Regions from separate parts of the Mus musculus genome. Here regions 1 and 3 are each linked to region 2. The links are chromatin loops, found by intact Hi-C in ENCODE. Cell type or tissue: left cerebral cortex. All regions are shown on one strand. Links, peaks and the distances in the headings refer to the core of each region. The heading gives the core; the rest is flanking DNA.

Region 1 (10,545 bases), core at 1,778-9,777, 1.0 Mb before region 2:
TGCCCCCACCAATAAGCCGGCAGACAAGTAAGAATTCAAGCCTCAAATTTAAGCTCAAAGCAATAAAATATACAGAAATAACAAATCAATAATGATATTTTAATTCAACAGATAAATATCTTTCACAAAGAGAATAATGCAAGACTAAGTATAATTAATTTTTGTATAGAGTGCCAATCTTAGACAAACATGAGCACTAAGCACTAGAACGGTAACACAGGGCAGGAGATGGCTCGGTGGGTAAGGTACCCACTGAGTAAAGCCTCAGTCTGAAACTCACACGGAGGGAGGAGCTGACTGACACGCATGGCACGCTCTTCTCACCAAATAAATAAAATATTAAAGAAAGAGGGAGATGGAAGGAGGGAGGGGGAAGGAAGGAGAGGGAGGGAGAGGTAGGACAGTGGAGCACTGATGATGTCATTTAGAACTTTTGTACCAACTATGCTGCCTCCCTTTTATACCAGGGAATTTTAACTGCTATGTCACTTATCTTTATTTTAAGTGTACTTGTTTTGCCTGCATGGGTGTCTGTGCATCGTAGCCATGCTTGGGGCCTAGAGGAGGGTGTTAGATCACCTGAACTAGAGTTATAGATGGCACCCACCATGTGGGTGCTGGGACTTGAACCTAAGTCCTTTGAAAGAGCAGCCAGTGCTCAGAACCACTGAGCCACCTCTCCAGTCCCAGCTATGATACTGTTTCAGGATGTCAAAAACTTGTTGTTAATTCAATTACCACCTTATAGAAACACAGTCCTTAACTGTGAAATTAACTCAAGGAGTTTATTTTACTATTGTTCTACTTCAATGGGAATAAATTTATTCTTAACAGTTTTCATGAGTTGAAAAATGATGACCCATTACAAGTTAAATGAATGTCTCAAAATAAAAATTAAAAACTGAACAATGACAACAAAAAGATATGTATGACACCTTAAAGAAATCAAAAAAGGACAAAATAGATATTCAGTGTGCATGTGAGTGTATCTGTGTGCATGCATGTATACATGTCTGCCTGTGCCTGGGTGTGCCTGAATGTATGTTTGTGTGTGTGTGTGTGTGTGTGTGTGTGTGTGTGTGTAGCCCCAAACATGGAAATACCTGTGCCTGGATTATCTGAGTTCAATGAACTGGCAGAGTCAACATCTCCTTCAGTCCCAAAAGCTAACTTCTCCAGGTCAGCAAGCCGCCTTTGAATTGAGATGTGTCTCTCTGAAAAGAAAAAAATTTTAAGAGTCAGAAAACTGTTTTAACAATTTTCCCTAATCCATTTTCAGTTGTTCACACCATGTTGACATTTATGCTTTTGTTTTCTATAGAGCCTGCTACCTCATGGGGACTGCTACAGTTCAGTTTAGAAAATGGCAAATGTATTTCAGAATGCAAAAAGTTACAGAGAAAAACTCTACTGTGCACCTTTCAGCTTTCAAATTGTATTGAGTCAAAGTAACTGCATGGAGAATGATTCTCGCCTGGGAGCTCAGGTGGAGCTCAGTGGATAGACTGCCGTTCCAGCATCCAGGAAGCTGAGTCTGACCCTTAGGACCACATAAACGGGGCGCGGTGGTGCACACCTGGGAGCTTAGCACACAGATATAGAGGTTGGAGGGCAGGGTGTTCAGAGCCTTCAACCACAGAATGAATTCAAAGCCAGCCTGGGACAAATGAGACCATGTCAGAAAGACAGAAAACAAACAAAAAAAATTCTGTCCTGTACAAAATAGTTTGAGAGCTATAATGCATGTTTTGTGTCTTCAAAAAACTTTAGTTACATGTGAGCGATTAACATTCTAATTTTTAACTGTAACAATAGGTAAAATGAAAGGAGTATCAGATGTAAGGTAGCATGAAAGCAAGGGAGGGCCAGTCAATTGTAACAAGTGGCTGAGAGCATTACTTGCTAAGAGTTAATCCATCAAGAACACAATCTCATGACTTAGGTTATGAATAGAAATTCAATTAAGTAGACTTGGTGACCAGTCTTATAAATCCGAAAGTGACTTCAGGAACAAGAAGTTTGTGGTATAAAATTTCCAGCTACCACAGCCCTTGTCTATAAAGTAATACATTTGAGGGTGGGTAGGCTGGGTGGAAAACACACAGGTAAAGCGGGGCGTAAGTCAAAGTAGTAAAGAATTCTGTTAGCTCAGACTTTATTCTTTGGGGAATGGTAAATGATTTGCATGTAAGTGCTTGGGGGAAGCATCTGGGAGCTGTAGCAGCAATCGGGGTGGTGAGAAAATGGTCTCAGAAAGGTATGGGAGGAGAGAAAGTGGGGGGGGGGGAAAGGAAGAGGATTTGGGCTTTGAGAGGTATGGGTAGGAGGCAAAGTAAAGGTGGTCTCTGAGTTTTTGTGGCTGTGGATAACAGTGCCATCAGCCAAAGGAGGAAAGGGACTTTTCTGGTAGGAAGATAGAGGACAAGAAAAACGGAAATTTCAACAGGGTGTGTTTTCCGTACGCCTTACAGCAATGGTGTCCAATAGGCAGCTGAAGTTTTATGTCTGGAGCTCAGTAATGAATGAATGAATGAATGAATGGGTAGAAGAACCGAGGAGATGGAGACGCTAAAGGAGAATAATAGGTAAAAGAAATACACAAAACTAAGCATTACAGCTGGAAAGATTAAGACTGCTGTATGTGGTAGATAGTCTCCTGTAATCTTTTGTTTGTTTATTTTTTATTTTGTTTTAAACAGAGTTTCTCTGTGTAGCCCTGGATGTCTTGGAACTTGGTTCTGTAGACCAAGCTGGTCTAGAAATCTGAGAAACCTATATATGCCTCCTGGGATCAAAGGTGTGCGCCACCACTGCCCAGCTTCCTGTGATCTTTAAAAACTACAGAGAATAGATGACCAAATAGAAAGGAAACACAGAAAACCAGTGTGGTTGCTTTTTCAAAAACTTTAGCAGTGCAGAAAAGGAGACAGATGGACTTGCAATTTGTTTCTTCTAAGGATGTTCTGAAGGCGCGCATGCCACAGGAAAGGAACATTTACAAAGTGGGAATCAGAATCCATAAGACCAGCTGATACCAATGCACAGGCAAGCTCCAAAGAGAAAGGTAACGGACCGAATCTCAGGCTTCAGTCAGTATGCTCAGTAATTTAAAACCTTAAGAATTCAAATTCAATTTTTGATGCTGCCATCATTCGTCCCATCTCTGCTCCCTCACATTCTCAGTCCCTCATTCACTCGTGCGTAAAATCTTTCCTTTTTTGCCTTTTTTTCTTTTCTTTTCATTCTTTTTTCGAGGCAGGGTTTCTCTGTGTAGTTCTGGCTGTCCTGGAACTCACTCTGTAGACCAGGCTGGCCTCAAACTCAGAAATCCGCCTGCTTCTGCCTCCCGAGTGCTGGGGTCAAAGGCATGCGCCACCATGCCCGGCTCTTTTTTGCCTTTCTTACAGTAAACAATAAAAGGGCAGCAGTTGTACTTGATTCATCTTTCTGATGACTAACGGTCAAGTTCAGGAACTGCTACTCAGCAGACACTGAGGATAGTTAAAGTTTTTAAAAACCATTAGCTGTTTTGAATGTAGTAGCACATTTTTATCACTGATTCTGGGATCTAACACCATCGGACGATTCTGCTCAAATGACAGTTTTCTAAGCAAAAGCAAGGAGTGACAAACATCATTGTATTACTGTCTTTATACTTTTCTTTCTTGAGATAGGAGCTCACTATATAGCTACGACTCTTCTGGAACTATGTAGCCTATGCTGGCTTCAAACTCATTATCCTCCTACTTCAGCTTCTCAAATTCGGGAATTACAGATATGAGCTTGATAAACTTCATATACTAGGCTTTGTTCAAAAACTTAGAATAAAATACAGGCCCAAAAAAGTAACTTAGTTTTTAGTTCGGATAGTGATGGTCCAAAAAGAATTCATTTATACAAACTAAACTACCACATTTGAAATCGAGAAAGGTTCTGTTTCATAGTTCAGGCATGTATGTGCAATAGGATATATAATGCTGCATAAAAGATATGCCTCCTGGATTATTCTGTTAGGCAGTACAATATAAGAGGATCCTAATAAAATTAATAAGTTAGAAAAAGAAAACTGAAAATTATCTAGTCCACTATTGAAGGAAAATTTCAAAACCTGTCTGAAAATTCTTTTTATATCTTTCTAATCTTTTCTGGTTCAACATGGTAATATCATTCTGTATTTAAACACTCTTTTTTTTTTTTTTTTTTTTTTGGTTTTTCAAGACAGGGTTTCTCTGTGTAGCCCTGGCTGTCCTGGAGCTCACTTTGTAGACCAGACTGGCCTTGAACTCAGAAATCCACCTGCCTCTGCCTCCCGAGTGCTGGGATTAAAGGCGTGCGCCACCACGCCCGGCACACTCCTTTTTTTTTTTTTTTAAATAGCATACTCATAATCAATAAAGTAAACCTGTTAAATCAGACAAACCCAATATACTAGAAGGTTCTTTCACAATTTCTTCTGTTACTTTTTCCTCAAATTTCAATTCTATTTCAGAATCACCATTTTCATCTTGCCTAGCTGCTACTGCCTTCAAAGGACTAACTAGATCTGAAAATACATTTTCAAAGGATTAGTGCGTGTTTAAAGGTTTCAACAGCACAAATTCTTCACAGTAGAAATTTGTAATTGTTGTAGCACATATAATCAAATGTTTGCAACCCTCTTCCCCTAAGACAGACTTTTGGGACAATGTCTCCCTAGGCAGCTCAGGTTGATCTCCAAGCTACCAGGCCTGCCTGAATCTCTGGAGTGTTAGGATTACAGGCATACATACCATGAGGAGTCACTATGCCCCATGAGGCATTTTAAGGCATTAAAATGGTGAAGAAGTAAAGAAGCATTCCCCAAACAGCTGAACTATGTCCGATTTAAACATGATCAGGTGGGTGGTAGCTATTCCCTTAACAGTGTAAAAGTCCCTATCCATCAGGTTGTATGTAGAGGGAGAAAAGGCCTTGTTTTGCACTAAAAGCTGTGATCCCAAATGATGAGTCTACTGGATGATTTTTGTCTTTCCTGGGATCAATTCTGCTGCTCTTGAATGTGGTTGTAGAACTGCAAAATAATTCTCTTAGATTATGACTGTTTTATGTACATTTAACCCCCAACTGGCCTAGAAATATGAATTAATTCCTCACGCGATAATTCAGAAGGAGTATAAAGATCCATTTATGGACCACAGATTTGTTGAAAAAAAAAACAAAACTCGTTGAATTTTTTTTTTTTAGGCCCGCTGTGCAAAATGTTAAGAAGATCCTTAAAATGCTAATAATTATCAGTCTTATGTTTCTTATATGAACCGAAAAACCACCACTCGGAACATGTATAAACACATTCAGAAAATAAAAATATGGGCTATACGTTTTCACGATCGTTGTCCTTTGGAATGAAGTACAAAGCTCAATTAGTATTTGGCAGATACAAGAGACGGAGTTTCTATTCTCGGGAGCAAAGTATACTCCAGCAATGAGACAAATCCATCAGTGTGTATAAGTCCTGACTGAAAAATGCTTTCAGTTTCTCAATCTTGATCTACTACTACCTTAGTACCTCCATTACTGTAACACAGTGGAAAGTTTTAAAACTATTGTAGACTGGGTTGAGATGGAAACTACTAAAGACACTAACGGACACAGCCACTAATTTCATTGTTTATTTTTCTCTGCCTCACGCCTGGCCTTCATATATCCTTCAGGATGATATCCTCGAGGTTTATGGAAGAAGTATCCCTTTCCATGCTGTATTCCTTTTACTCTTACCTGCCGCTCTGGTTCCTCCTCCTCCTCCCATTTTTCTAAATTTGCCTTTCCACATTAAAAAAAACACCCTGGAGAAGGGCCTCCCCTATTCCCCAGCGAGGCATGGTTTCTCGCTTCTCTGCGGCAGAGAGATCAGGCCGTCTGCACTTACTGCTTTCAGCCTCCTCGGGGACAGAGGCTAGGGACGGGGACAGGGCCGGAGCCGGGGCCGGGGCAAGGGCTGGGGCTGGATCCGAGTCCGGCGTCGGAGCCGAGTCCAGAGCCGTATCTGCGGCCGGAGCTGGGACCGGAGCCGAATCCGGGGCCCGGGTCGGGACCCTGACCTGGGCCTCCTCCTTCTCCTGGGGTAGCAGCTCCTCCTCCGCCATATTCTCCATAGTTACGGCCTCCGAGCCAGGGGACGCGGAGGGGACTCGCGGCGGAGTGGGTTAATAGACGTTAATGCACACAGGGCTGGATCCAAGGGCGGGGAAGCAATTGGGAAGGCTGTACGCGTGCCACAGACAAACGGCGGAGCTCCAGTGACCCAACCCTGTCAGCAGAAAAACTGAAAGCCAGAGGCAGCGGTTCGACCCTTCGCCGGCTTCCCCTTCCCCGAGGCGTTACGACGCCACCACAGACTGCGCAGAAGCGTGTGGCGGACAGTGTCCAATGAGGAAAAAGAGTTCCGTTTCCTCGGTACGTCCTCTGCATCACTGGCCGCCACCGAACCGAAATAAGACTACAACACCCAGGAGGCATCGCGCCTCATGGGCGGTGCTCAGTTCCGGTCCTTGGAGGAAACACACACAGAGCGCCGAGAACTCTAGAATTGCCTGGAGCGTTCGGCTCCTGGCGGGGGTCCGAGTACAGAACTACATTTCCCAGTGTGCAGCGGGCTCTGGGAAGGCGCTTTGGGTGTCCGACTGGTCCGGGGAATCGCCACTGTCGCTGTGGCTGCTGCTGCCGCGGACTCAGGTAAGTTAGGGTATTCCGGGCGCGTGGACATCTCTCTGGGCGACAGCTTTTCACTGCTGGCCTCCTGTACCCGGACGTCGGTCGGGCTCGGGACCCGCGAGCTGAGGTCTGGGCCGGGCGACTGCGGGGGCTGGTCGGAGGTCGGCCGGCTCGTGGAGTGTGTGGCCGGGTTGCTCCAGCTGGACCTGAGGCGGTGGGGGGACCGATGGCGGCTTGTGTGGGGGTGGGCCGAGGCAGTTTATGAATCCCAGAAGCACTTTTCTGTCAGCCCCCTGAGGTAGAGTCCTGACTCCGCTCTCCACAACTTTCCCCCCCACAACTTGCGACCCGGACGCTCTTCACTTTTTCAATTTTGCCTCTAGGTTAAGGATAGCAGAATAGGCGCGGTGTGGTTGTAGGAGATTGTTTTGCAGTTTTGACCTGTTTTGTTTTGTTTTTTTTTAGGCTTTTACTAACAAATGTATCACTTTGATGCATTTCAGATTCTCTAAGGAATATGGCCAGGGAATCCTCTGCGCCTCAAGTTTTATAAATATATATATCCTGGACTTGTTTATCACCGAAGTCTTATTTGTTCTCTTCACTTTATTTCTAATAAGCACACTGGAGCAGACTGGAAAAACAAAACAAAAACAACCCAAATTGATCTTTCTTTCAGGTTGCCTGCTTCGGACTGTCTTGAGCGTTTAAGGCAAGAGGGGAGGTTCTCAGGTTTTTTTCCTCTGTTGGGAAACCATAGGAGACGGTGTGTGATTGTTTGTTACTTTGAAATGCTGTCTGGAAGTTTTGCTCTCTCATTGTCCTTCCTAGTTGGAGTGTTTGAAGGTGTTTTTCCTTCCCCAGTTTAACGTAAACTTTGTCCCCACCAGTCTTTTGCAAGTTCTAAAGCCCTTAAGGGCTACGAATGTACTTATCTCAGTGGTAAAGTATTTGCTTAGCTCCTTAGCTTAAAGGTCAGAAGCCTGGCCCCACAAGACGACTGAAGGCCTTTTAACCGCTTTTGGACTAGGATTCCTATGTGGGGAGTTAACTATTTAACGATTAAAAGTGAGACAATAGCACCTATTACAACCTGTAGAAATGGTAACTAGGACCAGAGAGATTGTTCAGTGGTTTAGGTCACCTGCTTTTCTTGCGGAAGACTCTTATCAGTTCCCAGCCATCCACTTGACAGATGGAAACCATCTGTAACTCCAGGTCCCAGGGATTTGATGCCCTCACAGAGACTTGAATGCAGACAAAACACATAAAGCACATAAATACATAATATATTAAAAAAAAAGAAATGGTATTATTTTTAATTGACAGAACACCTCACCCCACCTCACCCCTCCCTCTGCCTTTGGTATTCATAACAGGCACTGTGTCTTAGCTCTAAATGACATCCTTAGTACTTGTAGTACTTGTTTTTTTTTTTTTCCCATTTATAAAAAGAGTAAATGATTAATTTGAGAGCTTGACTCAATATTTTAACCTTATTTAACACCAGCTAGAAAACAGATGACAACAATTTAATGTTAGCATGGGGATTCTGTGGCAGTTTAAATTCAGAATTTCTAAGCATGAGGGAATTTTCAGTTTAAAGGCTTAGGAGAGTATATTAAGCATCAGTTGCATTACTGCATAAGCTATCTTATATTTTTGTTTGTTTGTTTTTTCACATCAAGGTTTCTCTGTGTAGCCCTGGCTGTCTTGGAACTCACTCTGTAGACCAGGCTGGCCTTGAACTCAGAAAAACAGCCTGCCTCTGCCTCCCAAGTGCTGGGATTAAAGGCGTGCGCCACCACGCCCGGCCCTGTTAAGCAACAATAAAAATAATTTCAACAGTTTTTGTGGACCAGGAATTAAAAATGAACTTCCTGGCTGTATTAGGATTTGGGTCTTTAACGACGATATACTGAAGCTACCTGGTAGATCCACTGTTGTCAGGTAAAGACTTGACATGGGTCAGCTTCAAAGTTACTCACATGCCAGAAACTTGATTTTGGTTGCTGGACTATTTGAGTGACTGTGTTGTGGAAATGTCAGTGAAATAAACCCTCCTCAAGTTGCTTTTAATCATGGTTTTTATTATAGCAATAGAAATCCTAGCTAATATATACCATGCAGTGGCTTTGATTATACGGGTTAGTCCTGTTTATTATGGAAGATGCTATATAAGCATTATTGAACCAAAAGCTGCAATGTTTTAGGTGAACAATCTTATGGCAGGACATTTTAGAATTTTTCTACCTTTGATCCCTTTTTGCTTGAAATGATTTTATTGGACCCAGGGTTATAGAGATTTAAAATAAATACAAATCTAACATTTCTGAAAACCTTAAATTTATTTTAAAATAATTCTTTCTATTTATTTATTTATTTATTTAGAGACAGGGTTTCTCTGTGTAGCCCTGGCTGTTCTGGAACTCACTCTGTAGACCAGCTGGCCTGGAACTCAGAAATCTGCCTGCCTCTGCCTCCCAAGTGCTGGGGTCAAAGGCTGCGCCACCATGCCTGGCTAAAATAATTCTTTATATATGTAATTTTACCATTAGAGGTAAAAGCAAGTTTGTGTGCTAATGATTGTGTGTTTATTTATTTTTATATAATGAATTAAATCTTGACTGGATATTTGATGATACTGCAAGAAAATCTTCAACATTTCAGAGTTGATTGATCGATTGATAGTTTGATTTTTTAAAAGGAATTTTATTTATTTATTTACTTTATGTAAGTACACTGTAGCTGTCTTCAGACACACCAGAAGAGGGCATCTGATCTCATTACAGATGGTTGTGAGCCACCATGTTTTTGCTGGGATTTGAACTCAGGACCTCTGGAAGAGCAGTCAGTGCTCTTAACCGCTGAGCCATCTCTCCAGCCCAATAGTTTGATTTTTATAATCATCAATTCTGAGAACGTTGCTTCACATAAACAGTAATGCATACCAGTAGAAGCATGTCTAGGATCATTTCAAAATTTGTTGGATATTTTTTCTACCCTCAAACCAAAATTAAACTTTTTTAAAATATGAAACTAAAATCAGCAACTCAAACATCAATTTGCACACATTCTAAAACAATACAGTTCAAAGATATAGGAATTAAATGCTTTCATGCTAAAGAATTGCTATAGGAAAGTACTAAACTTCTTTGCTTAAAACTCTTGGTTTTCTGTAATCAAGCCATTATTAATATGTTTCTATACCAGCAGAAAAATTTTGCATGTACAGTAAAAACACTGCAGTTCATGACATACATTAATCACGAATATGAGCCAAGGTGTTTCAGCAAGTATTTTGGGGTTTTGTCGGGATAGAGGCACATGAAATGCAAAGTGGACAATAAGTTCAAGGCTGCAGTGAAGTCACAGGGCATAGTGCTGGAGAGTATGGCCAGAAACACCTAGGATTCATTACACATGATTTTCAATTTTTTAGTCTTTGTGAAACCTTTTAATGTTACCAGTATAGGGTTGCAACCTATAATTTAAGAAGCTGGAATCTTGAGAACTGCTCACATCGGAAGTCCTGCTAAGTTAGCTTGCTAGTCTGCATAAAAGAAATGTGTATGAATGTTGTAGCACACATAGATGGTGTGCTTGCTAATTTTAGGTCAAGTTGACATAGGCTGAAGATATACCTGGGAAGAGGGAATCTTTTTTTTTGTTTTGTTTTTTGTTTTTTGAGACAGGGTTTCTCTGTGTAGCCCTGGCTGTCTTGGAACTCACGCTGTAGACCAGGCTGGCCTTGAACTCAGAAATCCGCCTGCCTCTGCCTCCCAAGTGCTGGGATTAAAGGCGTGTGCCACCACTGCCCGGCTGGGGAAAGGGAATCTTAATTGAGAAAAGGCC
Region 2 (10,545 bases), core at 796-8,795:
CTACGAACAGGTAATTTAACAGGATTTTAAAAACTGTATCATGCTGGGCAGTGCTGGCGCACACCTTTAATCCCAGCACTTGGGAGGCAGAGGCAGGCGGATTTCTGAGTTTGAGGCCAGCCTGGTCTACAGAGTGAGTTCCAGGACAGCCAGAGCTATACAGAGAAACTCTGTCTCGAAAAAACCAAAAAAACCCAAAAAAACAACCCCGCCCTCCCCCAAAAATAAAAACTGTATCATTATAAAAGGAAAAAAACAAAACAAAAAAACCAACCCATTACTCTATATTTTCTATTTTGTTTTACTTACCATTTTCTATAATTGTGTACACAAATACACATACTTCAAGTACAATTGTCCACCCTAGGAAGGAACTCCTTTTTGTCTACATTCATCTTTATTTTCACAAATACCTCACAAAAGAAGTAATCAGAGACATCCTCGTGATACTCTTTAGCACCATTTCTGGGCAAGCCTTATCATGCTTTGTTGGAGAAGTACAGTTCAGGCTGTGCACCACAGACGCCTGTGTCTACAGAGCTTTCTTTAAATGGTAGTGCATCCAAAGTAGCTGCAGGAATTATACACCAAACAGCTAGAGAAAAGCTCACGTTTATTTATGATCATGAGCTTCTTGTGTTCCTTTTTGATGAAATCAAATCAAACAAAAATTTTAGGTGGGCTGTGGTGGCGCCCGCCTTTAATCCCAGCATTTGGGAGGCAGAGGCAGGTGGATTTCTGAGTTCGAGGCCAGCCTGGTCTACAAAGTGAGTTCCAGGATAGCCAGCCAGGGCTATACAGAGAAACCCTGTCTTAGAAAAAAACAAAACAAAAAACTTAAGCTACATTTAATTGAAAAGCCTTTCAACCCTTAAGTTTTCTTCTGTCCTCCTCTGAAAGTCACAGGCTTCACCTAAACCCTTCCTAAGGAACCAGGCTTCATAGGAGAAACGCTGGACTCACAGAAGCTGTCACAAGGTATCATGAAATCAGTAGGTTTTACATTTTTAATATGAAAACAAATCACTATTTAAACCTTCAAGTACACATTTAAGCTACTTCAATCACTCTCAATAGTACCTTTGATGTGTAAAGCTACGTAAACACACGTGCTTCCAACTACTTTTATCCTTTTTACAAAAGCCATCTACATATGGCACGTGTGGCAAGAACACTTTTATTATTAGTCAGAATTAGAAACCAGGTCTGCAGACTGTGACAGCCTATGTCCTTACCACGCCTTTACTAATGGGAACACAAACTGCAACTGCTCGGACAAGGCCTCTGAGCATTTCCCACACTGTAAGTAGCTGCTCACAGAGAATGACGTGAGGGAGAGGACATTGAGAAGGCACAGGTCTGAATGCCTTTAGTCAGAGGGTAGGGAAGGAAAGCTTAGGCTCTCTCAGAGAGAGCACTGTGTTCTTTTAAGGTTCCGGTGAGGAAGGAGTGAGCAGGAGGTATAGGCCCAAGGTCTGTCGACACCATCAATTAGACTAAAACCACTATGTTTAGACTAAAACCACTATGTTTTTTTCTTCTTTTTTTGTGGTTTGGGTTGAGGAAGGCAAGGTTCCAAAGGCATTTAGTATGAGGAAATCATATGATTTACAAGATGTAACAGATATGTTTTCTATTAACAAAAATCTCAATCTTTTGATTTTATCAATGAAGACTAGGGAGCCAGATGCTGGGGTGAAAGTTTGCAAGCTCACAGAGGCAGAGAAGGCACCCAGCTGAAGTTCCAGAACAAATGCTCCTCTCTCAAGATATCACAAAAAAATCCTCCTTCAAACCTAATGTCCCTCCCTTCTACTTCCTGTATGCCTCTCTATCTGACCTGACTTCCTTTTATTCTGTTTTTTTTCTTTTTTCTTTTTTGTTTTTTTTCAAGATAGGGTTTCTCTGTGTAGCCCTGGCTGTCCTGGAACTCAGTCTGTAAACCAGGCTGGCCTTGAACTCAGAAACTTGCCTGCCTCTGCCTCCCAAGTGCTGGAATTAAAGGCGTGTGCCACTACTGCCTGGCTGTTTCTTTTTTTTCTTAATAATCCTACTTTACTTATAATTTACTTCCTGTCAGCTGGTTGCTTGCTCTGCCTGTTTACAATACTCATGCAGAAAGTTTCCCACATTAAAAGTGCGTGCCATGGCTGAGCCACACTAGAACTAAAAACAGGTTTTTCCAGTAAACAACACAATTTTGGAGTCCATAGTGTGATCAGTCTGCCTCTAGGCCTGAAGGCAGGAGAGCTAGGTGATTCTTACCTTGTTTGTATCCCTGCTTAGGGCTTTGCTACCTGGAAAGTCTGTTTCCAGGAGGGGCAGCTCCCTGCAAGTGTGATTTTCAAAGGTGTAGCTGGGCATCCAAGAACAGTTATAAAGATATAATCAAATACTTACTTAGCTTCTCAAGCTCCAGCCTCAAGTTCTGACACTCCCGGGTTTCAGTGACAAGCCTCTCCTGACTCTGTGAGAGCCTCTTCTCTATCTCAAAGTATTGTTGTTCTACAAAAGACAAGTCCACACACTATGAATAACATCATGCACACGTGCCCTTGAAAGCAGTATTAATACCACTGTTTATTTCTTCTAATACTGACTGCAAAACTTAAGATACACTATTGGAAATTTTAATCTTAATAAACAGATTAAAAACTGAAAAGGACTTTCCTGTTATTCTTAACTGGCATATAAAGACAACATTGACTAAAAGAGGGTTCATAAATTAATTTCATCTAGGCAGGCAAGGTTGTATTTTCTCCAGATCTCAGGAGATTATTAAACATTTAAATATAAGTTACCTAATAAATAAAAATACTTAATTAAAAAGTGCATTGTTTTAAAGGGGTTAATGTAAAAATAATTTAAATGATGCCTAAATTTCTGTAAAAATAAACATGCAGACTTCCCACAAAAAGGGACTGCATTTGTCTACTTCATCCCATTATTGGGACATATAAATTACTCAGTATTGACTGTGTGTAAATTAATTAACAGAATACAGTATATTATACAAACTTCTTAAGAGTCACAAAATAACTGGATATTTTTACTTATCAACGTTGCTTGATAACTACACTTTATTGAAGAAAAAAATTAAATTAGGTGGAAATTTCTAATCAATCTACCATACTATAGACCCCATTCCCTCAATTAATGATAAACCAAAACATGTGACAAAAAATTCTGTTTTTTCTTTCTTTTTTTTTTCGAGACAGGGTTTCTCTGTGTAGCCCTGGCTGTCCTGGAACTCACTCTGTAGACCAGGCTGGCCTTGAACTCAGAAATACGACTGCCTCTGCCTCCCAAGTGCTAGGATTAAAGGCGTGCGCCGCCACCACCGCCCGGCTCTGTTTTTTAAATAACTGTTTTCTTTCTCCCAAGAATATTTAAGCTATGTCTCTAATTTCCTTATACAAAAGCAACGACAAGAACGTACAAGCAGATATTTTTATTATATATTTCCTATCAAGTCTCAACGCTCTGGGAGAACCACCATATATTCATTTATCGCATTTCATTGCTCTTTCTAGTACCGTCCTTTTGTATACAAATTCCTCATCGCGACCATCTACTGCATTATTAGATCACAGGGTGCTATACACACTAAAACAAGGCACTAAAGGGGGGAAATGGGTAAAGGCTTATAAATCCAGTTTAAAAACAAACAAACTGGGGGGGGGGCGCTTAACTGTCATTTAAAGTACAGCAAAACAACATTAGATTAGGATTGCATAGTCCTAAAAATCTGGTGCAAACTGGGCCAAATTCTCCAGTTTCTGTCGGTGGGCCCATTGAGGAGTTTCCACAGAAGACTACGCTTAGTAAAAGGAAACCGAGGTAAACGAAGGTGGATTTAGATCGGGGAGGATCCCCCCGCCCCCCGATCTAAACCACACAGCGGGGAGAAGAGAGAAGGCCTCCGCTGCACATGGAGCCTGAGAAGCTGCTACCTGAACACCTCACCAGGGAGAAGAGGGCAGGCGTGCAAAGGAGGTCGGGCCCCAGCTCCAGACCGGAGCGCGAAGAGCGTCTCCACACTTACCACTCTCCACCTTAAATTTCTCGTGCCGCCCCTTCAGGCAGTCGATCTCGGACTGCTGCTCGGCCAGGAACTTCTCAAGTTTGTTCTGCGTCGACTTCGGCAGTTTGTTCAGTTCCGGGCGCTCCAGCACTTGCTGCAACACCGCCGCCATGTCGGCCGGGATCGCGGCAACAGCCGCAGCGGCTGAAGGAGAAGCCAAGGAGCAAGGAGAAGCGCGGAGCCCAGCCGCCGGAGCCGCCCCGTCCGCCGCCTCGCTCGCGGTCTCTCGCGCGCCTGCCCGCCTGAGACTCCCGCGGCGGGACCCTGGGAAAGAGAGTCCCGCGTTAGGTGCAGCCAGAGCCGCGCCGCCGCGCCCTCTCTGCGCACGCAGCCACCGGGAGCTAGGCACGCTGGGAAAGCGAGTTCACAGCAGCCTCGGCCCCAGTTTTTTGGGGATTTCACCGGTTTCCAGCCCCAGAGACTCTTGGGAAATGTAGTGTATTTCTCACCCGCTTACGCGCGCTCAGGCCGCACCTCTCGCCCCACTTCCTTCTTTCTCCCCGCCCCCGGCTCGCCTCCTATGGCTGTGACGAGTGCCCGCGCGGGGGCGCTACATAAGTACGCAGCCACCCTCGTCCTTATCCCGGAGGAGCAAGACGACCTTACCGTCAAAACCCCGGGATGTCATGGGTACTCCTCTGTGGCCACTTCTAGAAGCCGAGCCACCAGAGGTCATGGGTCACGGCAGGGTGTCTCGACAGGCTCTGGGCTACCGCCACGATCTTAACGGTGCCCCGAGAGGGGCGGGGTGCAGGCCTCCCTCGCTTGGGTAGAAGAGCTGCGGAGATGGGTGCGGGACGGCTTGCGTCATCAGTCTGCACCCGTTGGGGCCGCGACCCGCGTTTGGAGTAGGAAGTGTCTCTGCTGTCGCTTTCTGATGAGATCATTGGCTGTGGACGTGGGGACCTGAGTGGCACCTGGCCTTTGAAGGTAGCTACTTGTACCCTAACTCGAGTTCTCTCGCTGACAGAAAGCTCCAGGGATTTATTTGCCACATGTGCACATTCTGAGATCAAGTTAGTCGGCCAAGGAATATGTGTGCACCCGGGCACCACCAGCTTCCTTTTCGGGGAGAAAAGAAAGGATTTAGGGACCATATGGAACAGTCAGTCACTGGTGCACACTCAAGCCCTGTTCGGAGGAGATTAGCTTAGTGTCAAACCTGGTACCTACATGCTTTTGTGGGTGTGAGGTACCGAATGACTTAGTGCGAAATTAAAGTAGTCTGGTTAATATTTTAAACAGAAAAAAAATCAAATTTTGTTGTTTATGTAGTAAGATGACATTGCAGGCAAATGTCTGATGTTGACGTTTTTAATTTTAACATTTTTAGGACAGTTTTATTGAGACACTTGTCATTTTGCCACAGTAACAGAACTATGTCTGTTTCCCGAACACGACTCAGCAATATCAGCGTGTACTTCGTTTCATGGCTGGGTACTTTTCTGGAAGAATTTGTTGCCTTTTGATTGAAAATAAGGAGAGCACATGCCTGTGGTGTCAGCTACAGGGATTAAGAGGTGGGGGGGTTATCATTCCAGGACAGCCTGTGTTAGGAGTCAGGCTCTGTCTTAATGAAGGGGATGGGAGGGATTAAATTAGTAGGAGATTCATAACTGAATTCACAAGCTGAAGAAGAGGACAGGAGATGAGAACAGGAGATGTTCCTGCAATGATTCAATTGAAGGGCTGAGTATCATTGCCACCGCAAGCAAAACAGATTGAGAGAACTTAAATCCCACCTTTCACACTCACTACTTTAGTCATTTGGAGGAGTTATTTAACATTTCTTTTTGATTTCTTTATGTATAAAACGGAGACGACAATAATAGTACTTACCGTGCAGGAATTTGTATTAAATATCAATACATGTGAAGTCCTTAGAAAAATGTCCCGTGTAGAATTGAAGCAATATAGATAATTGTCATTGCAGACTGGTTACCTAAGTGGCTGTTATTAGGAGTTGTCTCATAGCAGCAATCACACATTTGTGCCTTCCCACCTTGCACAATTTGTAGAAAACAGTCGTTTTACAGTCACTATTGGGTAAACAAATTTGAGTCTCTCTCCTCTTAATGAACTAATCAGAAATTCAGCTTCCATATTTTAGAAACAAGAATATCGAAGTTCACCAATAAATTGTCATAGAGAATGCAGCTAAGGAGTAGATCTAAAATAAGAAATTAGATGTGTTGAATGGTATCCTTATTTCCTTATCCCAAGAGTGAGAAGTAACTTTGCTTTCTCATGGCAATTGGTAATTATATTTGTTATTGTTGTTTTGTTTTCTTCCTGTGTCTTTCCAGGCAGGGTTTCACTCTTTAGATCAGATTGTCCCAGAACTCACTATATAGCTTTGGCTGGCCTCCAGCTCAAAGCGCCAAGTCTGTTTCATCCTCAAGGGTACAGCAATTCCAGGCTTGCACCACCATATCTGGCTGGGACTCTTGTTCCTTCTTTTCTTTTCTCAAAAGATTTTTGGATTTATTATCGTTTGGTGTGTATATTTGTGTGAACAAGCTACATGTGTGCAGACTTGAGAAGTGGGAGTCAGATTTCCTGGAGTTGCAGCTAAAGGCATTTGTGCACCTCTGGACTTGGATGCTGGAAACCGAACCCAAGCTCTGTGGAAAAGCAGCATGGGCTGCTAACCGTTAAGCCACCACTCTGGCCCCAAGGGAGTTCTTTCTTTCTTTCTTTTTTTTTTTGACAGGGTTTCTCTGTGTAGCCCTGGCTGTCCTGGAACTCACTCTGTAGACCAGGCTGGCCTCGAACTCAGAAATCCACCTGCCTCTACCTCCCAAGTGCTAGGATTAAAGGCGTGCGCCACCACTGCCTAGCAGCGGGAGTTTTTTCTTATAGCACTGTACTAAGAATTCCAAAGCTGGGAGCTGGAGAGATGGCTCAGCAGTTAAGACCACTGACTGCTCTTTCAGAGGTCCTAAGTTCAATTCCCATCAACCACATGGTTACTCACAACCATCTGTAATGAGATCTGATGCTCTCTTCTGGTGTGTCTGAAGACAGCGACAGTGTACTCACATAAATAAAATAAATTTAAAAAATTAAAAAAAAAAAAGATTTCCAAAGCTGCATTTTAGTTGTACAGAAAAGAATGCCTTATTTTATAAATGATCACTGCAAGAAATAGGAGAGTTTTGGGAATGGGCCACTCTTTTTGTTCTATTGCCTGTCCACCAATGCTAAAACATCAGAAATCGCTTTTCCCCCCAAAATGCTAACTTTTATTTCTTGCAATTTAGGCTGTTGAATTGGCTGTCTATAATGGGAAGAACCTACATTGTAGAAGAGACTGTTGGCCAGTATCTTTCAAGCATCAACCTCCAGGGAAAACCTTTTGTCTCTGGTCTTTTGATAGGACAGGTATGTATATGTCTGCTACTCTGCAGGTTGATAAAAACAAATTACTCATTAGTTTCAATTATATATACGATTTACTAGTAAATTCAAAGTTGTGATGTGGACGGGACAGAATCTTAAATAGTTAACCTAAAGTGGATCTTTGAGTTAACATTTGAAAGAGTAGGAAATCTGGTTGAAACTTGAATAAGTATGATTATTTTTCCCTTTGGTACTTTGAAAGTAACTTGTAATGTCAGAAGGTCACAGTTTAAGCCTTCCTTGACCACATGATTTACATTTTGCTTTCTTTGTGTTTTGGACCGGATACACAGCTCAGCTGGTACTTGCCCAGCATATGTAAATAGCGCTCTAAGTTTCATCCCCCGTGTTACTGGTGGTTGTCAGAGTGGTCAAAGGCAGGATCAGTTCTTTCCAAGTTCTTGGCCTCTTATCCAAATAATTGGAAATAAGGACTCACATTTGCAAACGTGGCAAGATAACTTTGTAAGGAACAAAGCAGGAATCCAGATGCACTGCAGGCCACATGAGGGAGGTAGTGCCCAAATTATGTTTGTGACTTAGTTTTATGGGGTTCAAAAGATGGGCATTCTCGCCTTTAAGAATGCAGGTTGAGTGGTTGTCCATTTTGGTTGTTAGGTTAGATAAAGTCTGATACTCATTTCCCCAATCTACATGTCCTTCCCCATAATCCACCTGATTAATTTAATGCATAGGTATAAGATTTTTTTTTCTGACATGTTCACTTGATGGACAGTTTATCTAACTGCACGTGCTCTTAAAACTATCTTAGGCTCATTGGACATTTCTATTCTTCTTACCAGATATCTTAGGAATACACTTCAATAGAAACTGACTAATGTGGTTCTTACCAAGGACAAGGAAATCTATATTGTTGCTTAGAGATGGAAGAAATATGTAGCTTGGTACAGATAGGGGTCTGAGAGTGAGGCTGCTAGGAGAGAGGTGTTTGTGCATGGTTCCTGCAGGTTACGGGACTAGGCTATAAAGTATATTATAAAAGGGGACAGGTTTGCAATGACCCAAGTGAAATAGTATCTCAGGTAAGCTACCTCCATGCTTGCCTGCCTCACTCAGTATCTGTCAATCCAGGCGTTTTGAGATGTAGCCCACACTGGCTTTGAACTTACCATTCTTATTATAGTGTGAACTACCTTAACCAGCTCCACACTATCTTTATTTCTTCATTTTCTGCATTCTTTCTCTTTCAGCCTGGGCTATAGTGAAACCCAGTTCAAAAACAAAAGATTGATACCAGGGTCTTGTACATGCTAGGTGATCATTGTACCACCTGAGTTACTTCCACCATTCTAAAGACCACTCTAATTTATATTTAGGATATCCAAGTAAATGGCTGCTGTTACATACATCAAAGATAAGCAGCATACATATGAGAGACATGTCCCAAGGCTGTTCACTAAAATCAGTCCCCAAGAATATAGTTTTCATCATGAGTATTAGCAATTTAAATTACTGTAAATACTATTTAGTTTTTGTGTGCCATATGTAATTCTTTCATCAGATGTAACTGTAATGAGCTTTTGCAATTTGTTTTTAAAGTGTTCTTCACAAAAGGATTATGTGATTCTTGCCACTAGAACACCACCCAAAGAGGAACAAAATGACAAAGTCAAACAGCCGAGAGCTAAGTTGGATAATTTGGATGAAGAATGGGCCACAGAACATGCCAGCCAGGTAATATAATCTCATTATAAACAAAAGAAAAAATGTTTCCTGGGTCACAAATCTAGAATTTTAGGAATATTTTTCCTTAAATGGGTGCCAGTGGTTGTACTTAAACAGTTTTAGAGAAGGCTCTGAATATTGAATGGTTCTTAGGACTTTGTTAATTGAATAAGTCAGAGAACATATTCAATCCATCAAGGGCAATACAATGAGAGTAAGTGACACAGACAACACTAGGAAAAGAGCAAGCAGTTGGGCAGGTGGTAGTTGAAACACAGAGTGTGTAGGAAAATGTAATTAAGTACAAGGCTTGTTTATGGGTGGCTATGGAATGCAGTCCTAAGAACTACACTTGGTAGACAAAAGCCCAGTGGTCGGGGTAGGCAGAGTCATGGTTTTTAGGGATGTAGATTTTAAAAAAAGTATATGGATGTGGCCACACATATGTATCTGTCAGGCTCCATTGTATGACCCCACACCTGTGAGTATATGGACAGTACAAATTAGACTCACTGGATTATTTAAAGCAAAACAAAAAAAAAAAGCAAAGGTTTTTTTTAGGATTTCATTGCTGTGAAGACACACTGTGGCCAAGGCAATTCTTATAAAGGAAAACCTTTCATTGGAACTGGCTTACAGTTTCAGAGGTTTAGTCCATTATCGTCATGGTGGGGAGCACGGTAGGTATGGTGCTGGAGGAGGAACTGAGAGTTCTACATCTCGATCCTCAGGAGTCTCTGTGTCACGCCTGGCAGAGCTTGAGCAGGAGACCTCAACGCCTACCCCCACAGTGACACATTTCCTCCAACAAAGCTATGCCTACTTCAGCAAGACCACACTTCCGAATAGTGCCGCTCCCCATGCCTGAGCCAAGCATTCAAACACATGAGTGTATTGGGGCCGTACCTATTCAGACCACCACAACTGGCATGAAGTAGGAAGAGCATAGCGTGTTGGGGCTGGATCTGGGAAAAGTGGGGCATGAATAAAGATACTGCATATAATTCTCAGAGTATTAATAAAAGTATTATATTAAGAAATCCAATAATAAACTTTTATGTCTACTTATTTTAAAAAGGAATAAAGCAATCAATTTGCCAGTAACTTATAAGATAATGTTGGCATAGTATTAATGAAGAGTAGAGTCTGGAGACAGAAGAGAAACTGTATATCTAAAGCAGTAGTCCAAACCAATGAGAGTATGAGCCTAAACTAGGTTCTGAGCTTTGTGTGGGCAGGAATTCTGTTTCTTGTATTTGTGTCAATAATCCAAGAGCCGAGCCCAGCATTTCCATGGTTTATAATATGACTTGTAAAATACTAGATTAAAAATGTCTATCTATAAAAGCTAGTGTAAGTACTCATTACTGAAT
Region 3 (10,545 bases), core at 1,071-9,070, 1.4 Mb before region 2:
GGTTTCTTTGTGTAGCCCTGGCTGTCCTGAAACTCACACTCTGTAGACCAGGCTGTCCTCGAACTCAGAATCCTCCTGCCCCCACCTCCGGGATTAAAGGCGTGCGCCACCCCTGCCCAGCTTGAGACAGGGCATTAATCCTGGTTGGCCTAAACCTTGCTGTATAAACCAAGCTGTGCTGGAACTTGTAGCGATCCTCCTGCCTCTGCCTTTTAAATATTGGGATTAGAGATGTGTGACACTACATTCAGCTTACAAGAGAAATTTCCATCTCTGCCAAATCATACTTAAGTTCTAATTACCAGTCGCACTTACACACAGTGCTTCGGAATAGTTGCCAGATACTAGCTCTAATGAGGCAATCTGTGTAAAATGAAGACAGTCTTGCCTGCCGAAGAATGTAAGGCTGATAAAGAACTGACTTCATTTTATACTGACGAGAAACCAGGCTCTGAGACCAGTTGAACCTCCTTCCCTTCTTAACCAGGCTGGTAGGGGGCAGAGCCTCCGTAGGGTAATCTTCTTCCAGGTCTCAAGTCCATGGTCACAACTACTTTATACTGCCCATCTTTAGAAAATACCATTTTCTTCCCGTGGGAGCCAAGAAGATTCAAGGAGATGTTGTAGCCTGTAGTATGTAGAACAGGCTGAAGAGCAACACTGCACACAACTCGTGAGAAATGAGGGCAAGCTCTCTACATTATTAAAAGCCTATCCAGTAGCAGGCACTTAACATTTAACATAGGCAGCCAATACAAGAAGTTTATGGATCCTGAAATCCTCCATAACTTTCCATTTTAAAAGAAGTTTATTAAGTTTTTTCTTTACTTTAGAAGGCAAAATTTATTAAAATAATCAAATGCAAAAATATGTCTGATTTTATTTTCACAAAAATTCAATTTAGTTCTTTAAAAAATATTTAATAAGTACTTAGGTGTTCAAGTACCATCCTAAGCACAAGACATATAAAAGACGACTTTATTAAAAATTAATTATAAAGAAGAAAGGCATCTGTTTTAAAGTCTTATGGTCTCCAACAGTCCTCTGCAATGATCCCCATTCTACAAGACCTGACTCAAAGGAGTTAACTCATCAGGTTAGGATCTAAGTGAATAAAAACCAACACAGAGCTGCCATCCAACCCATACGTAGTTAGTTATAGCAAAGTTACCCAGGTAGGTTACATTAGGAATTGGGTCATGAAGTCTTGTGAGGGTTGTCCTTGATGCCCACTCTACCACAAACCCATTGAGTACATATCCACAGACGTTCTGCTGTACACTTAGAGGGGGGCATAGATTAAAGATACCATACTTTATAAAGAGAAGTTCCTAAGGACTTGGAAGATGGCTCAGTCAGTAAAGTGCTTGTCCCACAAGCATGAAGACCTGAGCTCAGATTCCTGAGAACCTACACAAAAAGCCGGACATGGCAATTCATGCCAGTGATGCCAGCACTGTGGAGGCAGAGAAAGGAGGACCCCTGGGCTTGCCAGTCTAGCCAGAGTGTGAGTCAGCCTCAGCATCGGTGAGACCTGTCTCACAGCACAAGGGGCACAGCAACTGAGGGAAAGATCCAGTGCCAATCTCTGTCTGCCATGCACACACGTGAACACACACGTGAACAGATATATACACTCAGTGAATATAATCTTTAAGGAGAGGACCCTACTTAGAGTAAAATGTGGTAAATCCATTTGGCTGTCTCCTATTTTACTCAACTTTGGAATCAAAAGTTTACTTGCATGAGCTGGCTACAACTCGGGAGTCTTGTTGAGGTCTTGTTAGGGGTCCATTTGGCTATTTCTATACCATAACTAGCCTCGACTTGTTCAATTACACTTCCCCTAAACAAAATTCATGAGTAAATGATTCTGAAAGAAATACTAGAGGAGTGGCTACCGTTACACTGAGTAGTAAGTTTAAAACCATGTTTTCAATGTTTATACCCAAAGCTTCCTAACAATCGGATTCTAGAAAACTTACGGAAAGTCAAACCTCGCTCTAGCCAAGCAATGGTAAAAAAGAAGGCGGCTATCAAATATGAAATGCGTTTAAAATATAAAAACAGGGCCTGGGAGATGACAGGTGGCTGAAAGCGTTCACTGCCCTTCCAGAAGACCTGACTTTCACTCCTAGCACGCACTCTGGGTGGCTCCCAACCTCATCTGTCACTCCTAGCCACTGGATGCTTTCTTCTGGCCTCTGTGAGCATTCACACACAGACATATAAAAAAAAAAAAAGAAAAGAAAAGAAAAGAAAATACAAAAATATATAAAGGGAATAATGATAATGATATATAATGATATCTGTCCTATATAAGTGAAAATAGATTTACTGAATCGAGTGGAAAGTATCTTAAAAAGAATTAGAGTTAGCTCTCTGTCAAATTTTGCTAACTATACTTTATTAGGGCTATAATCATTGGAAATCTCCTGGTATATTTTAAATGTAAAAACAAGGAAATGATAAGAAATTCTCAGCATAACTTGATTAAACTCTTTACAAAATTATAGAAATTTTTATGCAAAACTTCCTTTTGAACTCTTAAAATTTGCTTGCTATCTTCTCTCCCGTTCTGTACCATGGAGCCTGCTTCTCTTCCTGAACAGTGGAAGCTGCCGCTGCATCTCACAGTAGCTCTGAAACTTTTAAATACTGGCTCAGCAGAAAGCAAAATGCGTAACTCAGAGTCCACATCATAACGTTTGGACGTGAGCTAGGTGATAGTCTCTCTAATGCAATGGTTTGCTTCATAGGTCTGTACGGTAAGTTGTAGTTTTCCTAAAGGACATCCCTTACAGCCAGACACAACATCTTTTTCCTCTTTACCTATGTGCATTGTCAACTGCTACCAGAACCAAAGTAAACTGCTTACACACACAGTTTCATGATCTGCTTTCAATTTCTTACCTACTCAATAAATTGATTCCATACGAATCGCCAACAGGAATGCCCTGCTAGCTTACATTTGTCCTGCTTTTTTCAAAAAGCTTTATTTAAAAATATACATTAGTAATTCAGGTTTCAAAACTTCCCAGTTACCTGTGTATAGTTAGTTCGTATAAGCGGTATGCACAGATAGCTTCATACTTACCATATAGTTGCCATAAGCATGATCAAACATTTCCAGGACTTGATTTCTAATTGTGAAAAAACAGAGAGGGAGAAAAGTTATTGTATATTCTATCTACTGCACTTCAGGAACATAATTCTCCCTCATAAAAACACACTAATAAAAACATAAAACAAGCTAGGATACCACAAAGAGAGTAGAGTAATAAGCCTTTCTTACCTCACCACAAGGAACTGGGCCAGGATTTTACTAGTCCTAGACCTGGCAATTTATATAAAACTTCTGGGTTTTTTTTTTTTTTCCTAAGAAAACTATTGAATGATCCATGTCAGAATGGCAGAGAAGGAAAGCAAGTCTTGAAAAAACCACTACCGCTATTAACATTATTATGTAACTTACTCTTGGAGTGGAGCGTTTCTAGACAACTCAAAGCAATAGTTATTAGCACCATTTACTGCTTAGTCTGTAGAGTCTACTAAGGGCAGTAGGGAGGTGGGGGATACTACTATGAAATAAAAACATTTTCTCAAGCCTTTGCCTTGCCCAGTAAGCTGAGTGAAACCACTCATGCCTAGCTAAATACATACCATATTTGTCTCGTTTCCAAAAGATACACTTTCTAATGTACTCTGATCTCTCAAGAGCACTCTCAAAAAATAGAATTCACTTCAAAAGGAAAAATTCTAAGGCTCAGAAGGGAGTTAGAAGGGAGACTTCTAGCTCTCAGGTTAGGGCCGAGGCTGGTCCTTAAACAGGAAGCAGAGAAGGGAGGGAGAAAAGAGGAGAGAGAGACTTGTATCAACTTCCAATACAGCTGTTTGAAATGGAGGTTTTAGGTGCCCAAACCAGAGTCTCAGAAACTGAGAAATAAGTCTTACAATGAAGTGTTATTACAAAAGCTAACGTGAGAGCCAGACGGGGCCAAATCCAATAACTAGCAAAGGAAAACACTGAAGCAAGTCTTCCACTAACACTTCTCTTCCCAAAGTTCCAGATCCTAAAATCAGGGATAGAAAAGGTAGTAAAGACAGTGACTGGCTATATTTTCCCCTTCCTATTATACTACACTGTCATCTTCAGAACAATGAAAGATGACTGTTGATAACAGTGAAGCTTACAGGCAGAAAAGATCTAATATCCAGATCCTGGCTGCAATGACCAGCAAGGTCAAGTATCCTTCATTTTGATGACCTAGATAAGTCCTGGCAACTTTTATGACTATTTTAAAACACTTACCCATTAAAAACAAGACCTTGGTGGCAAGATGGTTCGTTGGGTAAAGGCACTTGCCGCAGAGCCTGCCAATCTGAGTTTGATCCCAAGAACCCACGTGGTGGAGAGAGATAACCAATTCCTGCATGTTGTTCTGTGACTCCACGTGTCATGGCACGCTTGCACACTGGCAAATGTAGTTTTAAAATTCTTCCTGGGACTGGAGAGATGGCTCAGCGGTTAGGAGCACTGACTGCTCTTCCAGAGGTCCTGAGTTCAATTCCCAGCAACCACATGGTGGCTCTAAAATATCTGTAATGGGATCTGATGCCCTCTTCTGGTGTTTCTGAAGACAGGCAGTATATTCATATATATAAAATAAATAAAATCATTCTAAAAAAATCTTCCTACTATTGTGTTAAAATATTGTACATTTACACAGATCCAGAGAATTTCAGAATATTAAGCATTATCTTAGAGAATTCCTCATCTTGCAAATGATAACAATCTTTCAAACATCTTTGAAGTCAAGGCCGCACAAAACCTGCAAGCACTAACATAAAAACAGGATATACTAACTTTTCCTTCTCTGAAGTAGAATAAGTGTTTGATTAATATCAAGAAGGGAAATCTCTTGTCTCTGGAAATGCTACAGCCTAGAGGTGGATCACAGGTTTTAAAACCTCTAACTTGCTAACTCAACTTTGAGAGCTGTCAATTTTCCAAATTATGAGTAAATTATGATTGCATACGAGGGCACACTTTCATCTCTGCAACAACCAGCAAGTCCCATGACATCAACTTCAAAGTGGACCTAGCTACAGAAAGACACAGTGACTGTATTCAACTGTTAAAAAGTCTCTATGGTTTTATATCAACTTAGTAACTGTATAAGACATATTGGAAATCTGATCCTCCCCATTTAAAAATTTTTCATTCCAAAATAATTTCTAAAAATGGTTTTCTAAAGTCACCCTGCCTCCCAACATCAATAAAGCACTGATTTATATTCTCTGTTAACTAAAAATATTAGCAAGATCACTTATCCTGAAAAATATTTTCCCTGAAAGACTACATATGATCAGATATTTGAGTGTAAGCAACTGAGCAGCTGTTCACAATTCCAGTGGGGGGTGGAAAGTGGGGGGAGGGGTGGAGGGTGGAATGGGAGGGTTGGAGGGGGGTGGGGTGGAGAGGGCGGGCGCAGGGGGTACAGCTTGGTTTTTTTGAGACTGAACCTGGGGCTGGCAAGTCAATGACTCATATAGAAATTTTAATAAGAATGTCAAAGAAAATATTTGCAGCCATAATAGAAATACTTCCCCTCCCCCAAATCTTAAGGAAGTACAGCACTGTACAGACTGTGAACTGTGAGATCAGACATAGGTTAAAAATATAAATGTAACCAAAAACCACAAACCTGACCCGCTTTGAGACTCTGAGCAAGTTAACCCTGAATCTCAATGTCCTCATTTGCACAGTGGAGATAGCATCCACCTCGCGATGGAATAACAGTTTTAGAGATGGCATGAGTTAAATGCCAACAAAGTGGGAACATCATTAAAATGTCACAAAATAATACATTAAACTTATAAAGGAAAAGGCAAGAGTCTAGAATTCACTGGTAATTTTGTTTGAATAGATAACACTTCATCTTCTTTTACTCACATTTTTATTTGCTCTGTGATTTAAAAATTAGTATAGTTCTTTTGCAATGGCGGAAGTAAAGAAGTATCTACGTCAGAACCTAATGGCTCCACCTCCCTTTGTGGGATAAGTTACCTGTTATTTTTTCCTGAGTTCAGGCAACTATTTTTTCTTATAAAATAATATGCTTTCTATTTATATATTAACCTACAACTTGCTTTAGTACAGAACTCTTTCTAAATGTATGACACCCCCCCCCAGCCTGTTCTGTTCTGTCAAAATGCACCCCTTTATACACTTATCTCTAATTGTGTCTTTACTTCTGTAGGATAGATTCTCCAGAGAAAGAAATGAATCAAAGAGCAAGCACAATTTAAAATTCTGGAGTTGGTGTCAATAAGTCACGTGGTTTACATCCCCACCAGTTTTCTCACCTCTTCACTAATCAGCAGTGCATTCTAGTGTTCTGTGCTAACCTACCAGACAAGCAAAACCCACCCACTTCACTGTTTTAATAAGCATCTTTCGCAGTCAACTCGCCGTGCTACTGACAGGCACACATTTCCTCTCCTCTCACTTAACTTCACGGTTTTGCCAAAATCCAGAGATTCTCCACTTCGTTCTTAGTCACTTGTGCCACTTCGGATGTATTCGAATTACTGGATTAAATGCTATAAATAGTGTTTTGGAACACTTTTAAGCCTCATAAAACTACTCTAAGGGGGTACACTTAATCGAGGCCTCTGAATAGCATCAAATCGCCTGCTCTAGCTCACAAGTGCCATTTAGGAAAGAAAACACAGCAAGGGGGATAGTGAAGTCTGAAAAGTTCAAGTTCCGGTGAACGCCCCTTTTCCTTTAACAGGTGTAAGCACCGCAACATTTTCCCGCTGGGAGCTCACTTGGGTGAGACATCCAACCCTGCCTCCGCCACCCAGGCGGTAGCCCCTCCACCAGCCCCTGACATGGCAGAGGCGCTGACACAACACTACATATGTCACAGGCTGCCCAGGAGACACTCGACAGCCCCCGAGGTCACATCCCGGGGATCAGCTCCCATCGTCCTGGACCCCGTCCACCGCACCGAGGTCCTCCAGCCTCACCAGCTGTTACAGTCACCACAGAAAAAGTCCACAGTGCGCCGGGGGCGCAATGACAGGCACCTCCACTGCTGGCAGCCGCGCGAGGAAACCCACCCGGACAGCCACGCACCCTTACCCAAGCTTCTGCTTCTCTTCCCTACTCATGGGCGCGGCCCCTGCCGTGCACACGGACGTGGCCAACACCAGACAGAGCGCGGCCGTCGCTGCCACCAGGCTCCATGACGCTCGCTGGGGGACCCGGCACCCACAGCCCCGGCAGCCGCCGGCTTTGCTCATGGCCCCGCGGTTCCGCGCACGCGCAGCTGCTACACCGGCACGGTGGGCCACATTGCGGGCTGCCGGCGGCGAGGAGGCTGCGAGCCGTGTCGAGGGCGGACTGTGGAGTGAGGCTGGCGGCCGCCGGCGCCAAACTGTTTGCCGAAGTCACCGAGCCGGTCCCCCAGCGCCAGCGCTGCCACCACCCTCCGCCCTCCACGGCTCGGAGCACCGCCCCCAGCTTTCCGGTGTCGTAGTCTAGGAAACCGCCTCTCCAAGGCTACTTCCGGGTAGAGCCGAAGTGAGATAGCCTCGGGACCAATGGAGACAGCCTCGGAGAGGGGCTGGCCGCAGCTACAGGACCTAGCATTGGCCCAGAGAAGCGGGACGTGGACAAAAGGCGGGACTGGGCAGGGAGCTGTCCCTTCGATCCACCTCCGACCCCAGGAGTTGCCACCTAGGAACTACTAGTCCCAAGGTGCACCGCTTCCTCCAGCTTGACTACAGACCTACGCGCAGGCGCCTTGCTAGATTTCTGCCTAGTAGCGCCCTGCGTTCTGGGACTTGTAGTCCTATTCTGTAAAGGCCACGCAGGTTCCAGGCGTTCTGTGTTCCGCAAGACCTTTGGCCAACCCTACCTCGTCGGTGGGCTGCCCAGTCCTTGAGACTCGTGAGTGCTTTGCCATTCTCTTCCTGAAGATTTTTTTTTTTTCCTGAGAGCTGACAGAATGAGACTTGCCCCCAGGTCGGTACCGAATGCCTGGGTGAACAGTGAAAATATTCTTCTGCCCTCGAGAAAATGACAACAAAACAAAACAAAACAAAAACTAGGAAATGAACAACAGCTAAATGACTCGAACCTTTGACGACCATGTGAGAGTTTTACTTTCATTAGCGCATATACACAACTCTAATATGTATATATCGTCCTTCTACTTTTGCACACGTAGCTTGAACTTTTGCACAAAGGCTTGGAAGAAGTTAGCAAACACTAATCTAACTCCTGAATTACTCCTCTAATTCAGTACCCCAGCAACTAAGCAGGACACTCAAAATGAAGGAGGCCAAGCAAAGCTAAGAACGTGATTAATAATAGTTATCTTAAAAGCCCATGAAGGAAAGAAGTGTACAATGCAAAAGTGATTTTTTTTTTTTAATTTAGTGAAGACTAGATGTTGTAATGAGTTGCAATGGCTGATTGGCAGGCTAACTGTGGGTAAAATGACAGGTGGGTTTCTCTTGCAAAAGCACATGTCTTTCTTTTGTGCCACTTCAGCAGGTGGCGGCAGAGTTGAGGAGCTTGGATGTGACCTCTGTGGCCACAGTAAATTTCGTATTTGTCCGTTCAGCAATATCGAGCTATCTGAAACCTCTTGCTTTTAATGCCTCACCACTTAAGTCTTATCTCTCTGACCATCCGGGTTACAAAATAACCTTTCTTCCTTCTCTCCTCTTTCAAAAACGCAGGTGTTTCCTGAAGGTTCTGTTTCGACTCCTTTGCTTCTTTGTACTCTCCGGGTTTCGCTTTAGTGATTTCTGACACGGATTAAGTCACCTTGTTGCTCGGATTGATTTCTAGATTTATATCTGTCCTGATCATTGGCCTTACATTCAATTTCCTTTCTGTCTGGTCCAAGAGAAACTCAAGTGTAAAATTATTTAATGCTTCAGACCTGTTTACTCACCCTCTTCTTTCCTAGTGTCCAACCAGTGGGTAAATCACCCAGATCCTTATCGCTACTATCTTTCAGACCATTGCCTTTCTAGTCCACATTTTCCTAGTTCCAGCTCTCATTATCTCTTTGCTGAACAGTTGCAACGTCCTAGTCTCCTCTACACTGCCACAGAGTAAGCTTCGATTTGCAAACCCTCTGAATTCCTCCTCCCTCTGCCTTCGATCTGCCCCTGCCCTCAAGTTCTATTCGACTACGAAGTAAATTCTCACACTCTTTTCCTTTCTTTATCTTTGCTCTTCTATCTCCTCTGTTATTCTGTAATCTTTGCCCCACGCCCACAAACCATTAAGACTTGGCTTAGATTCCATCACCACAAAACAGTTCTAAACCTTGCAGAAAGTGTTCAAACCACTCTCCTTCCTGTTCTTCCACAGTACTCTGTGTCTCTATTAGTGCATTTTTACATCCACTAGATTTTGATCGTTTGAGGGGTATTAACCAGCTTGTTTCTAAATAACCAGATTATTCTAAAAGGCCTAGTGCTGTGTCTCCCCCACTAGACATGTTCAAGAAGTGTTGATTTCTTATTCCTTCAGTTTCCTCACTATAAAGTGAGAATAATATGACCTTTCCCTGTAATCATATGAATACTGTACACATGAGCTCATTTCTGAATGATGTTTATCCCTTTTACAAACCTGCAATCCTGCATTGCTGCCATCCCGGATCCTTGTTGGCAGCCTTAATGACGAAGTTAGCTAAGTAAATAAATACCTTTGAGTTGGTGTGGATGTGGCATAGAGAACAGGACAAGCCAAAGTTCAACACCAATCAGCTAGTATTTGAAAACGAAGAACAAAGACAGTAGAAAAATACCTAATGACTTTCAGATGTATTTTCAAGTCAGTTATTTGAAGGAACTTATTGGCAATAACTAGGTTGATTTTAATATTATGATCGTTATCATTATTACTATTTATTATTAGACTTCTTGATGTTCTAATCATAAAGACTTCTGAGTCTTTGGGTCTCAATAAGACAGTAGTGATCTTGTTAAAGAAACAACGAACTGAAAAGGAAGTCCTGGCCTCAGTGTTTATCTTTCTGCATTTTTGCTTGTCTCCCAGCTAACACTGAAGTTTTAAAGGCTGTCATAAGTAGGCAGGACACCTTCCTTGTTGACTCCCTGAATAATAAGCGTCTTTTCCTCCCCACTGTGATTCAACTTCTAGCCAATAGTTGAGTCCATGTTTCACTAACCTCTGCAAAATCCGAAATAGGAAAATCTGGTGTGACCTAAAAGGAATTGGGAGTTAACATTTCTAAGCTGGAGATTCATATTCAGTATGGAAACACATTCACAAAAGTACATTTCAAAGTAGATCCCATTTTAACCCATTAATGGGAATAGGAATTATTAGCTAATTGCCAATTTATGGACTCCTGGGAAATTTTTCATTTGTTAGTTTTCAAACTTATACATGAGTAATCTTTTTAAATGATATGGAAGTTAATTTGGAGAGCTTGGAGTTGTACAGAAAAAAAAAAAAACCAATATTAGTGGAAAGCACCCAAG

Evidence for each region. Peaks named below come from ENCODE experiments on the same cell type or tissue, not always from the same donor. Only the 100,000 strongest peaks of a DNase experiment are listed, where the experiment ranks them.
Region 1: a loop joins it to region 2, with 5 times the contacts of the local background. A loop is called at or near these places in 5 of 42 quality-filtered maps.
Region 3: it touches region 2 in a loop (4-fold over the local background); 2 of 42 quality-filtered maps call a loop at or near these places.

The regions. Positions count from the first base shown.
Region 1 is chr1:151,424,463-151,435,007 of GRCm38, reverse strand. Swt1 (SWT1 RNA endoribonuclease homolog (S. cerevisiae)) reads left to right here and starts at 6,573. Exons shown (of 20, transcript NM_025819.4): 1 at 6,573-6,711. Trmt1l (tRNA methyltransferase 1 like) reads right to left here and starts at 6,466. Exons shown (of 15, transcript NM_026876.4): 1 at 5,906-6,466; 2 at 1,104-1,214. The coding sequence starts at 6,131. In left cerebral cortex, for the core only: a CTCF peak has its summit at 6,513; a DNase peak (open chromatin) is centred at 6,512; H3K4me3 peaks cover 2,816 bases; H3K27ac peaks cover 1,452 bases.
Region 2 is chr1:150,387,159-150,397,703 of GRCm38, reverse strand. It overlaps Odr4 (odr4 GPCR localization factor homolog), which reads left to right and starts at 4,649. Exons shown (of 14, transcript NM_145511.2): 1 at 4,649-5,014; 2 at 7,348-7,468; 3 at 9,047-9,181. The coding sequence starts at 7,370. Tpr (translocated promoter region, nuclear basket protein) reads right to left here and starts at 4,866. Exons shown (of 52, transcript NM_133780.3): 1 at 4,691-4,866; 2 at 4,046-4,348; 3 at 2,401-2,505. The coding sequence starts at 4,760. In left cerebral cortex, for the core only: a CTCF peak has its summit at 4,623; DNase peaks (open chromatin) are centred at 4,550 and 4,877; H3K4me3 peaks cover 2,608 bases; H3K27ac peaks cover 1,778 bases.
Region 3 is chr1:151,752,336-151,762,880 of GRCm38, reverse strand. Edem3 (ER degradation enhancer, mannosidase alpha-like 3) reads right to left here and starts at 7,507. Exons shown (of 20, transcript NM_001039644.2): 1 at 7,154-7,507; 2 at 3,098-3,143. The coding sequence starts at 7,314. It overlaps 2810414N06Rik (RIKEN cDNA 2810414N06 gene), which reads left to right and starts at 7,863. Exons shown (of 2, transcript NR_151475.1): 1 at 7,863-8,038. In left cerebral cortex, for the core only: a CTCF peak has its summit at 4,630 (motif pointing left); DNase peaks (open chromatin) are centred at 6,570, 7,090, 7,698 and 8,594; H3K4me3 peaks cover 2,086 bases; H3K27ac peaks cover 1,130 bases.